Linked DNA regions of Homo sapiens: region 2 is linked to region 1. A link is a contact called in ENCODE Hi-C or POLR2A ChIA-PET data. All regions are on one chromosome and are shown on one strand. The core of a region is the stretch at or near the end of the contact, and the rest is flanking DNA. Distances in the headings are between cores, read along the strand shown. Region 1 holds the start of NLRC3 (NLR family CARD domain containing 3). Region 2 holds the start of TNFRSF12A (TNF receptor superfamily member 12A).

Region 1 (5,192 bases), core at 117-2,616:
CATGGACCCCTGGAGTCCAAGGGGTGGAGAGGCCCAGCCCTGGGGAGCCCAGCACCCTGGGACAGAAGAAGAGGGGTGCAGCCTGCAGCCTGTGATGGCCAACAGTGAGCCCCAGGCTCAGGGTCACCTCCAGGGAGGGGTCCAGAAAAACACCAGGGCCTCTGGAGCCTGGCCATAGGGGAAGACCCTGCAGCCAACACCCAGGCTGGCCCAGGGCAGTGGCACTTCTTCCGAGAAGGCCTCTGCGGTTGCCGTCTCTCTCGACCCTTGTCTCACCCAAGGCTGTGGGCAGGAGAGGCCCTGGGGCTGCCCACTCGCCTGGGGGCGGCGCCTGCACCCTCCCTGCCCCTCATGACCTCGCCCCTCCTGTGCTGTCACCTCCATCTACAGGTGGGGTGCTGAGGCCCAGAGAAGTAGCCTCCCATGGGGGGTCCCAGTGCCAGGAAGGGTGCCCAGGTCTGCCGATTCCCCAGGCCGTGGCTCAGCATCACCACTGCCTGCCCGCAGCACCTTCAAGATGCTTCCTGCTTCTCCTGGGCCATCACTGGTACCTGGGGGAGCTGGGTTTTGTCCCTGGGACCTGTCCTGGGCCATTCTTAGTTACCTGTTTTTTCTTTTCTTTTTTGTTTTGTTTTGTTTTGTTTTGGAGACAGTCTCGCTTTGTCACCCAGGATTGAGTGCAGTGGCTCGATCTCGGCTCACTGCAACCTACGCCTCCCGGGTTCAAGCGGTTCTCCTGCCTCAGCCTCCCGACTAGCTGGGTGGGATTACAGGCGTCTGCCAACATGCCTGGCTAATTTATTTTTTATTTTTAGTAGAGATGGGGTTTCACCATGTTGGCCAGGCTAGTCTCAAAGTCCTGACCTCAAGTGATCCGCCCACCTTGGCCTCCCAAAGTGTTGGGATTACAGGCGTGAGCCACCGTGCCTGGCCACATCTCTTTTTTCTACAGCATGAGCCAGTCCTGCCCCAGGAGACAGCTTCTTGGAGTCTCGTGGAGTCTCCCCAGTCCCCCTCCCCAGAGTAGCTCAGGCCTTAAGGCCACTGTCCTTCCTGCCAGCATCCCTTCTCCCTCCCCTGCCCTGCACTGAGGTCACCTGGACCCAACTTACCTCCCGGGCCTCGATGCTGCTCCAGGGACAGCAAGACTGGGGGGCCTGGGGGCGTCCATCTCCATGCTCCTGGGCTCAGCCCTGCTCCAGCTGCGTGGTGGTAGATGCCCTGGGAATCCCTGTGCCAGCCTGAGTTCTCAGGACCAGGGATCAGGGCACTTACCACGCCAACCAACCAACCGTGTGGGGGCCGAGAGCAGTGCAGCCCCGACCTTCTGCAGCCCCACCGAGCCCACCGGCTGTCCCTGTGGCTCCGGGTCCTCACCTCTTCCTGTGCTGGGCTCCACCTCATTCTTCCTTCCTGTCTGATTTCAACAGCCAACAGCCTCGCAGACACATCGAGGAGCCGGGGCACCCTGGCTTGGTCACCGCCCCCGTGCAAGTTAAGTGCGGGGGCGATGCTGGGGGTCTTGACTCTGGGATTAAGTGTCCCTGCAGGTGGCATGCTCAGGATAAAGTGGCTGGTGCCAAGGCTGTTGACACATCACCTCCATCCCGCCACAAAGGAAGCTGCCCCGCCATCAACAAATGCTTGTTTTCAGGCGGGTGGTCAGGAAATCAAGTGAGCAGCCTGAGGTCACGCAACTAGAGGGTGACCCCAGCAGGACTGGACTGTGCCCTGCCACCTCCAGGCCACCCCTGTGGCTCTCCTTATTTATTTATTTAATTTATTTATTTGAGACAGAGTCTCGCTCTGTTGCCCAGGCTGGAGTGCAATGGCACGATCTCGGCTCACTGCAACCTCCCCCTCCCAGGTTCAAGAGATTCTCCTGCCTCAGCCTCCTGAGTAGCTGGGATTACGGGCATGCGCCACCATGCCCCGCTAATTTTTGTATTTTTAGCAGAGGAGGGGCTTTGCCATGTTGGCCAGGCTGGTCTTGAACGCCTGACCTCAGGTGATCCACCCACCTTGGCTTCCCAAAGGGGTGGGATTACAGGCGTGAGCCACTGCGCCCAGCCTATTTATTTTTTGAGACAGGATCTTGCTCTGTCACCCAGACTGGAGTGCAGTGGTGTGATCTCGGCTCACTGTAGCCTCTACCTCCTGGGGCTCAAGTGATCCTCCTGCCTTGGCCTCCCAAAACACGGAGATAACAGGTGTGAGCCACTGTGCTCCCTCTTTTAACACCTCTTGCTTTCTTTTCTCTCTGTCACCCAGTAGGCACCTCTGACTCAGCTGTGCCCCATAACATCTTCCTGTGAGCAAAGGGCTCCCCAGAGGCAGGTCACCTGTACCCTAAGAGGAAACAGCAGAATGTTGCCGTCCGCGGCAGGAGATCGCACTCGGCCCCTGGAAGTGGACCTCAGTGGGTGGCCTGCCCTGACAGGGAAGGGCGTGAGGGGGAAGGACATGGCCCAGAGCAAGCCACATGAGAAAAATTACAATAAAGTATGGGACATCCGCTGGGGACAGGGAGCAAGCAACATGGGGCCACTGAGGGAAGGAGGTGACAAGGTGGGAGCCAAGGGACAGGGGTCCTGGGGTCTGAATTTTCCTCAGCAAGCAAGTGGGAGCCAGCAATGGTTGTAGAGCAGGAGAGTAGTGGGTCTGGACTCATAGAGCAGCTTGTGGCTCAGGGGAGGTAGGAGGGTTAGCTGGTTCCCCAGAGCCTGTGTGGGTGATGGGGGGGAGGGAACTGAGGCAGCAGACCAGAAGTGCTCCTGCACATTCCCCTGCCTGCCTACCTTCTTTTGTCCCTCCTTCCTCTCCCTCCCTCCCAACAATGCTTTCTGAGCACCCAGGAACCTGCTGGGTGCTGGGAGGACACGATGGACCCTCGAGAAGGCTGCCCGAGGCTCCAGGCAGGCAGAGTGCAGACCCAGCAGCTGCAGCCTCGGCTGTGGGGAGCAACAAAGGCGCCTGAAACCAGGCCGCCCACAGGATGTTGGAAACCACAGGGCCCGGTGGGTATCCGTCACATAAAAGGGGCCAGAGGCTCACACTGCCTCCCTTTGTGGCTCAGGGGGATGGATGCGGAGCCTGAGAGGACACAGCCTCATCCACGGGATCTTGGGGAGCAGCCCAACCCAGCCCAGCCCAGCCCCGCCCCGCCCCGCCCCGCCCGTTCCTCCCCCTCGCAGGAATGTCCATCAGTCCACACAGGGCTGGTCCCATTCCCCACTCTGCCCGCTCTGCTGAGAACCAGGTGGGCCGTCCTCCTGGCTCCTGGTGGAGGTGGGGGTGCTGGGCTGGGGGCTCCCTAACTGTTCTCACTCTGGGGCTTTCTGTCCACCCAGAGCTGGGGTCAGCCAGACAGGAAGCGACCTCAGCCCTTCCTAACTCAGCAACAGCGCAAGGCCCCTGCCTGCAGGCTCTTTCTTTGTAAGTGCCCTTGCCTGGGCCCAGGCTGGGGTGTGGCTCCCCTGTGACTGCCTTGAGGGGCTGTGCCCAAGCCATGCCAGGTTGGGGCCACCAAAAGTGGGACAGGCCTGGAGGCCTGTTCATATTACAGTGAGGCATAGACAGACCCGTTTTCTGATTTAGTTGTTACCAGTGAAAGTTCTGCTGCCAGTCTTTTATTCTCCCCCTTTAGAAATGTTTTTAATATTGTTTTCAAAATAGAGACTTGGCCTTACTATGTTGCCCAGGCTGGTCTCAAACTCCTGGGCTCAAGTGATCCTCCTGCCTTGGCCTCCCAAAGCACTGGGATTACATGTGGGAGCCACCGCACCCGGCATGCCAGCTTCCTTCTCAGTCACTCCTGGAAGGTAACTCTCTCTCGCCTTGTCCATGAAGAGGCCCCATTGCCTGCCAGTCTTGCTGCAGGCGCTGTGAGAAGGCATTTTCCATCTGTCAACTGGACCTAGTTTTATGTTGCCCGGGTCAGCGTCATCCCTGTAGCAGGGGCCAGGTCTACTCCTGGATGCCACCACGCCTCTGTGGGTTCCTGCAGTGACTCCTTCAACCCTTTCCCTCTGGAGGAATCAGCTGCTTCACAGCTTGTTTCAGGACAAGGAAATGCTGCTTTGTACAGGTTCAGGGCCAGCATCCAGTCCCCTGGCTGGGTGGCAGTGCATAAACCAAGCCTCTGCCCAGCGCTGTCAGCCCAGGGAGCGTCCAGCAGCCCCAACTGAATCCAAGGTCACCACAAGGCTCGAATCCAGTCCCCAGGCCATGCCTCCCCTGGCCTTGGGCTCACACTGCACTCAAGGCTCCTAACCCAGCTTGTTAACTACTTGGAACCCCTCCCCCAACCCATCTTTACCAGCCTTGAAGTTCTGAACTTTCAAGTCATGGCACATAACACATACTTCCCCAAACCACAAACCCTGCGAGGCCGGACAGGGGCCCCGAGTCCCCCACCTGCACCACTCCCTCTCGCTTCCCTAACACCAGGGAGGGGGATCAGCCCATCAAGGAAGCAGTGCGTGATGCCTTCCGAAACAGGCCAGAGGCCAGCCTCAGATTGATCACAGCTGATCTCAGCCTCTCAAATTGTTCGCCCCGGGCACCGTAAGCTGGGAGGCCTGGGCCTCTCCGCTGGTTCACGTGCCAGGACATAGTATGTGCGCCAGAAATCACATTTCACCCCCTAAATGCTGCTGAGCCCTAAGATGCAGCTCACAAACCCCTCTTCTGGGAGGCTGTCCCTGACACGGCCCTTCAAGCCACTGGAGCCCGACTCCCCACCAGGCTGGGATAGGCCAGCGTCTGTCTCCTCCACTGGACCGGACGCAATGGTAAAGGCATGTGCTGTCTTGGTGAGTTGTGGGGTGGGGCCTGAATCTGCTTTTGTAGCAACTCCCGGCTGAGGCAGCAGCTGGGGGTGCTTGGGCCCCACTTTGAGGTGCGGGGGCTGGAGCTTGGCACCCAGCCAGGGCTCTGTTGGATACGGGTGTGTGGATTAATGGATGAACATCTGCATCTCTGGTCTGGGAACTGAAATGAGGAGACAGCAGGCCCAGGTTACTCCAAAGTAAAGGGCAGGTGCAAGGTGGGGACTTCTGCAGGCGTGGGGCACGGGCTGAGGGGCCACGGTGCCTCCAGGTCCCCCGTTTCGCTCGTGGTCTCCCTGGAGTGTGGCAGCCAGATTTTAATAAAGCCTTTTTGGTTTATTGCACATCATATAAAACTGACTG
Region 2 (5,411 bases), core at 2,566-5,065, 560 kb before region 1:
TCACTGCAACCTCTGCCTCCCAGGTTCAAGCGATTCTCCTGCCTCAGCCTCCCAAGTAGCTGGGATTACAGGTGCACACCACCACGCCCGGCTAATTTTTTTTTTTTTTTTTTAAGACGGAGTCTCGCTCTGTCGCCCAGCCTGGAGTGCAGTGGCGGGATCTCGGCTCACTGCAAGTTCTGCCTCCCCGGTTCACGCCATTCTCCTGCCTCAGCCTCCCGAGTAGCTGGGACTACAGGCGCTCACCACCACGCCCGGCTAATTTTTTTGTATTTTTAGTAGAGACGGGGTTTCACTGTGTTAGCCAGGATGGTCTCGATCTCCTGACTTCGTGATCCTCCCGCCTCAGCCTCCCAGAGTGCTGGGATTACAGGCATGAGCCACCACACCTGGTCTTAATTTTTGTATTTTTAGTAGAAACAGGGTTTCATCAAGTTGGCCAGGCGGGTCTCGAACTCCTGACCTCAGGTGATCTGCCCGCCTCAAGCCTCCCAAAGTGCTGGGATTACAGGTGTGAGCCACCGTGCCCAACCAAAACTTGTTAATTTCAACACTAAGATTGGAGATCCTAAGCTTCCTCCCACCACCCAATGTCCCTCACAACTTGGTTCCACACCCCAGGCTGGCAGACACCAGGACCAGGAGAGATGAAGAAAAGCATCATTAATCCCCCATCTAAAAGCAGTTCCTCCCCCAAAGCCAGTGGATAACTCCCTGGCCCCACCCTTCTGACCTGCCCTAGGCGCCGGAGAGCATAGCCTCAAGGCTGAGGGCCTTTTCCTATGAATTCTAGACGAAAATGCCGTGCTAGACTCCCCTCAACACCAGTTCTCCCACCGCCACCTGGCCTGCACCTGTGTCCCCTCAGTGTTGGAGGTCGTGGAGGGAATCACTTCTGACTAGGGCCGGGCTGTGGCCTCCCACTGCCCAGAGTACTTTCATTGTACGGCTTGGACCTAAACTTTTCCCGGCCGGCAGCGGTCGGAGGGCAGGCTCTACTCATTAGCCGGGGGCCCCAGGCCTGGGCGGAGCAGACCACCTTGGGGAGACTGGCTGGGGCACGGTGCCCCAGCGCTCAGGTCCGGCCCTTAGGCCTCTGGCCGAGTTAGGGTCGGGGCCGCGCTGGTATAGGCGCCCAGGCCTCTCCCCTCTGAGTGTGCCCCTGCCCCTTTCTTTTTCATGCACTGCATGAAAAAGACTCTGTCCGAGGGCGCCCCGGCCCACCCGACCACCCCAGCCTGGGAGCCGCGCGCCCTGGAGGGGTTCTATAGCTGCAGTGGCCGCAAGGTCCGCTCCCCCAGGTGAGGGGGAGGGGGGAGGGGCGCCCCGCCCCGAGAGGCAAGGCAGGTGGGGGAGGGGCGCCAGGGGTTTCGGAGTCTTTGTCCCTGGGGAGGGGGGAGGGGCGTTTAACCCTTGGGAGCCCCGAAGGACCCTATCACCTCGGAGGCTTGGGCGCGGACCGGCCGACCCCCTCAGGGACTCGCCCATCCAGGTGGCCGCAGCCCGAGTTCGCACGCACCCCTACCCACGCCGCCACCACCCTGCACCCGGCCCCAAGAGGCGTCTCTCCAACACGCACACTAGCCCCGGACTCACCTGCGAAGGAGATAAGGGAAATTCCTAGGCCGAGTGTCGGGACAGGGGCGGAGGCGGGGGTCTTAAAGAAGCGGTGACGTCACTGGACCACCGCCCCGGAGGAGGGGCAGAGACCCTGTCCCTGACGGCAGCGGGCGTGCGAATCCCAGGCTTGTCAGAGGGGGGCGCTGGAGGCTGGGGTCGCTGGGCCCGCCTCGGGCTGGCAGACGTCCAGACTCACCCAGGGTGAGGGCGCCAGGCTTAGGGTAGAACAGAGCTTGAGACTCCGCTTCACCACTTAAGCAGCGCGGTGACATGGGGAACTCACCTAACCTTCCCGAGCCTTCGTTTCCTACTCTGCAAAATGGAGATAACAAGTCTGCATTTTATTATGTAACTACGTCCTAAGGTACAAATTAAAGGGCATACTATTGGTATTATTTTAGAGAAATATTTTCACTGTGTCACCCAGGCTGGAGTGCAGTGGTGCGATCACGGCTCACTGCAGTCTCGACCTTCTGGGCTCAAGCGATCCTCCCGCCTCAGCCTCCTGAGTAGCTGGGACTACAGGCAGCACACGCCACCGTGCCCAGCTAATTTATGTTTTGTTTTGTATAGACAGGGTCTTGTTATATTGCCCAGGCGTCTCGAACTCCCGGACTCAAGCGATCCGCCCGCCTTGGCCTCGCACTGCGCTGGGATTACCGGCTTAAGCCACCGCGCCCGGCCAGATAATATTATTTTTATGTTGCTGGTTTTTTGTTGTTGTTGTTGTTTGTTTTTGAGATGGAGTCTCGCTCTCTCGCCAAGGCTGGAGTGTGGTGGCGCGATCTTGGCTCACTGCAAGCTCTGCCTTCCGGGTTCACGCCATTCACCTGCCTCAGCCTCCAGAGTAGCTGGGACTACTACAGGTGCCCGCCACCACCCCCGACTAATTTTTTTGTATTTTTAGTAGAGACGGGGTTTCACCGTGTTAGCCAGGATGGCCTCGATTTCCTGACCTCGTGATCTGCCCGCCTCGGCCTCCCAATGTGCTGGGATTACAGGCGTGAGCCACCGCGCCCGGCCTGTTTTGTTTTTTGAGATGGAGGCCCTCTCTGTCGCCCAGTCTGGAGTGCAATGGCGCTATCTCGACTGACTGCAACCTCCGTCTCCCAGGTTCCAGAAATTCTCCTGCCTCAGTCTCCCGAGTAGCTGAGATTACAGGCGCCCACTACCACGCCCGGCTAACTTCTTTCTTTTTTTTATTTTTAGTAAAGACGGGGGTTCACCAAGTTGGCCAGGCTGGTCTCGAGCTCCTGACCTCAGGTTTAATTGTTATACCCCCCGGGCCCTTAACAAAGCTGTAGTGGCCAGGCTAACCTGGGCAACATAGTAAGACCCTGGTCTCTACAAAAAATACAAAAATTAGCCGGACGTGGTGGGGCAGGGCCTGTGGTCCCAGCTACTTGGGAGGCTGAGGTGGGAGGCTCACCTGAGCCCAGAGAGCCGTGATCGTACCACTGCACTCCAGGCTGAGCAAGAGTGAGACGCAATCTCAAGGGGAGGTGGGGGGAAGGAAGCTGCAGTGATCTCTGCATGGATTGGTCGTGTGTCTGATTTCTTTTTATTGTTTGTTTGTTTGTTTATTTATTTATTTATTTATTTATTTATTTATTTGAGACGGACTCTCACTCTGTCGCCCAGGCTGGAGTGTAGTGGCGCGATCTCGGCTCACTGCAACTTCTGCCTCCCGGGTTCAAGAGATTCTCCTGCCTCAGCCTCCTGAGTAGCTCGGATTGCAGGCGCGCGCCACCACGCCCGGCTAATTTTTGTATTTCGAGTAGAGACGGCGTTTCACCACGTTGGTCAGGCTGCTCTCGAACTCCTGACCTCGTAATCCGCCTGCCTCAGACTCCCAAACTGATGGGATTAAAGGCGTGAGCCACCGCGTCCGGCCGTTCGTGTCTGATTTCTATATGTGCTGCCGAAGCGAGCACTCGTGTCTAATTTTTGATTTCCCCACACCACGCACGCTGGACTAGATCACCGGCTGGGCAAGGAAGGGGGTCTGCGTCCCTGCGGGGTCCTGGCAGCTCCCGCGCCAGGACTTTGTTGAATGAATGACTGAACTGAGCGGGCGCCGCGGGGCGGGGCGTCCCGAAGCGGACCTCAAGGCGGGCGGAGGCGAGAGCTCCGCCCCGGAAGGCGGGGGCGGGGGCGGGGCGGCGGCCGTGGGTCCCTGCCGGCCGGCGGCGGGCGCAGACAGCGGCGGGCGCAGGACGTGCACTATGGCTCGGGGCTCGCTGCGCCGGTTGCTGCGGCTCCTCGTGCTGGGGCTCTGGCTGGCGTTGCTGCGCTCCGTGGCCGGGGAGCAAGCGCCAGGTACGCGGGACTCCGGGGTCGGGGAACCCCGGGCCGGGGCTCGGGAGCCGGACTGGGTGTCTGGAGAACAGCGCCGAACTGGGGGAACAGGCGGATGTGGGGATCTGGGGTCAGGTGGCCTTCAAACAGCTCGCTCCCGGCTGTGGGAAGTTCCATCACTCTCCAAGCTTCATTCACAATCCGGGCCTCAGTTTCTCCCACCGTCCAATTGGGGTTGGGGGGGGTCTTCAGTTCCACAAGTCCGAAGTACTTCGAATGGAGAGAGAAAGTGAGTGAGGGCGGGATGTTTAGTCTAGGAAGGGGCACGCCCCCAGCCTGGTCCGTACAGGGTCTAACTAGCCCCAGTGATCGACGAGTTGGGGAGGCCGTCGAGAGGCACTAGGGTCTGTGCCCTCTATACCATGTGGGGTGCCCCCTTCCATCCGGTGACTTCAGTGCCCAGCTATGCGGGGGGAGGGACTGGGGTCGGGCCCGGTGCCCAGGAGTGAGTCACCCGCCGGCGGCAGGGGGGTTGTGGGGACCTGACCCCCCCCACCCCCAGCGTCCCGCGCTACGCCCTCCCTCCCGGAGCTGCCGTGTCCCGGTCGGGCCGTGCGGTCACCTGTGAGGAATGCGCGGGGAGGGCGCCGGTGACTCACGTTATTCGAGCCGGCCGACCCTGACCTCAGACCCCAGAATAGCCGAGTCCCGCCCCCAGCCTCTGACCCGAGGCCCCCTCCCCAGGCACCGCCCCCTGCTCCCGCGGCAGCTCCTGGAGCGCGGACCTGGACAAGTGCATGGACTGCGCGTCTTGCAGGGCGCGACCGCACAGCGACTTCTGCCTGGGCTGTGAGTGGGGGGCAGGGCCAGTGGCCAGCGGACCCCAGACTGGGAGGGAGGGTGGCTGGTGCGCAGAGCGGGGCCGAGAGCTTTGCATCTGGGAAATCATTCGGGAGGAGGTGGGAGCTGGGAGGGGGCTCCGGTCAGGGAGGAGGCCACGTTTGGGAGAAGGCAGAAGGCTCAGTCTTAGGGGGCGGGGCTGGCCTGGAGAGGGGCGAGGTCTGACTCCGAGTCCCGCCCCCAGGCGCTGCAGCACCTCCTGCCCCCTTCCGGCTGCTTTGGCCCATCCTTGGGGGCGCTCTGAGCCTGACCTTCGTGCTGGGGCTGCTTTCTGGCTTTTTGGTCTGGAGACGATGCCGCAGGAGAGAGAAGTTCACCAGTAAGTGTGCCCTGGCCTGCCCAGCCCTGTCAGCACTCGACCTTTTCTCTGCTGCTGACGACCCCACCTCTTATCTTGCAGCCCCCATAGAGGAGACCGGCGGAGAGGGCTGCCCAGCTGTGGCGCTGATCCAGTGACAATGTGCCCCCTGCCAGCCGGGGCTCGCCCACTCATCATTCATTCATCCATTCTAGAGCCAGTCTCTGCCTCCCAGACGCGGCGGGAGCCAAGCTCCTCCAACCACAAGGGGGGTGGGGGGCGGTGAATCACCTCT

The links. A loop is a pair of places that touch in the nucleus more often than their neighbours do. ChIA-PET counts read pairs that join two places held with the same protein, here RNA polymerase II (POLR2A). Pooled maps may share reads with other maps.
Region 2: a pooled map shows a loop between it and region 1 (3-fold over the local background). The contact joins the promoter of TNFRSF12A here to the promoter of NLRC3 in region 1. A Hi-C loop is called at or near these places in 4 of 50 pooled maps. POLR2A ChIA-PET finds 5 or more read pairs at or near these places in 2 of 52 experiments (activated B cell and activated CD4-positive, alpha-beta T cell).

Annotation. Positions count from the first base shown.
Region 1 is chr16:3,576,037-3,581,228 of GRCh38, forward strand. NLRC3 (NLR family CARD domain containing 3) reads right to left here and starts at 1,367. Exons shown (of 20, transcript NM_178844.4): 1 at 1,113-1,367. It overlaps LOC105371060 (a long non-coding RNA gene), which reads left to right and starts at 1,467. Exons shown (of 2, transcript XR_001752061.3): 1 at 1,467-3,017; 2 at 3,351-5,185. SLX4 (SLX4 structure-specific endonuclease subunit) reads right to left here. Exons shown (of 15, transcript NM_032444.4): 15 at 5,145-5,192. RefSeq lists enhancers at 2,451-2,500, 2,531-2,710, 4,612-5,192 and a silencer at 3,151-3,250.
Region 2 is chr16:3,016,553-3,021,963 of GRCh38, forward strand. TNFRSF12A (TNF receptor superfamily member 12A) reads left to right here and starts at 3,816. Exons shown (of 4, transcript NM_016639.3): 1 at 3,816-3,939; 2 at 4,663-4,767; 3 at 5,003-5,137; 4 at 5,219-5,411. The coding sequence starts at 3,846. The coding sequence ends at 5,274. CLDN6 (claudin 6) reads right to left here and starts at 1,631. Exons shown (of 2, transcript NM_021195.5): 1 at 1,597-1,631. RefSeq lists enhancers at 439-1,035, 2,230-2,825, 3,594-4,238, 4,145-5,344, 4,884-5,411 and 1 more and silencers at 3,665-3,884, 4,735-4,904.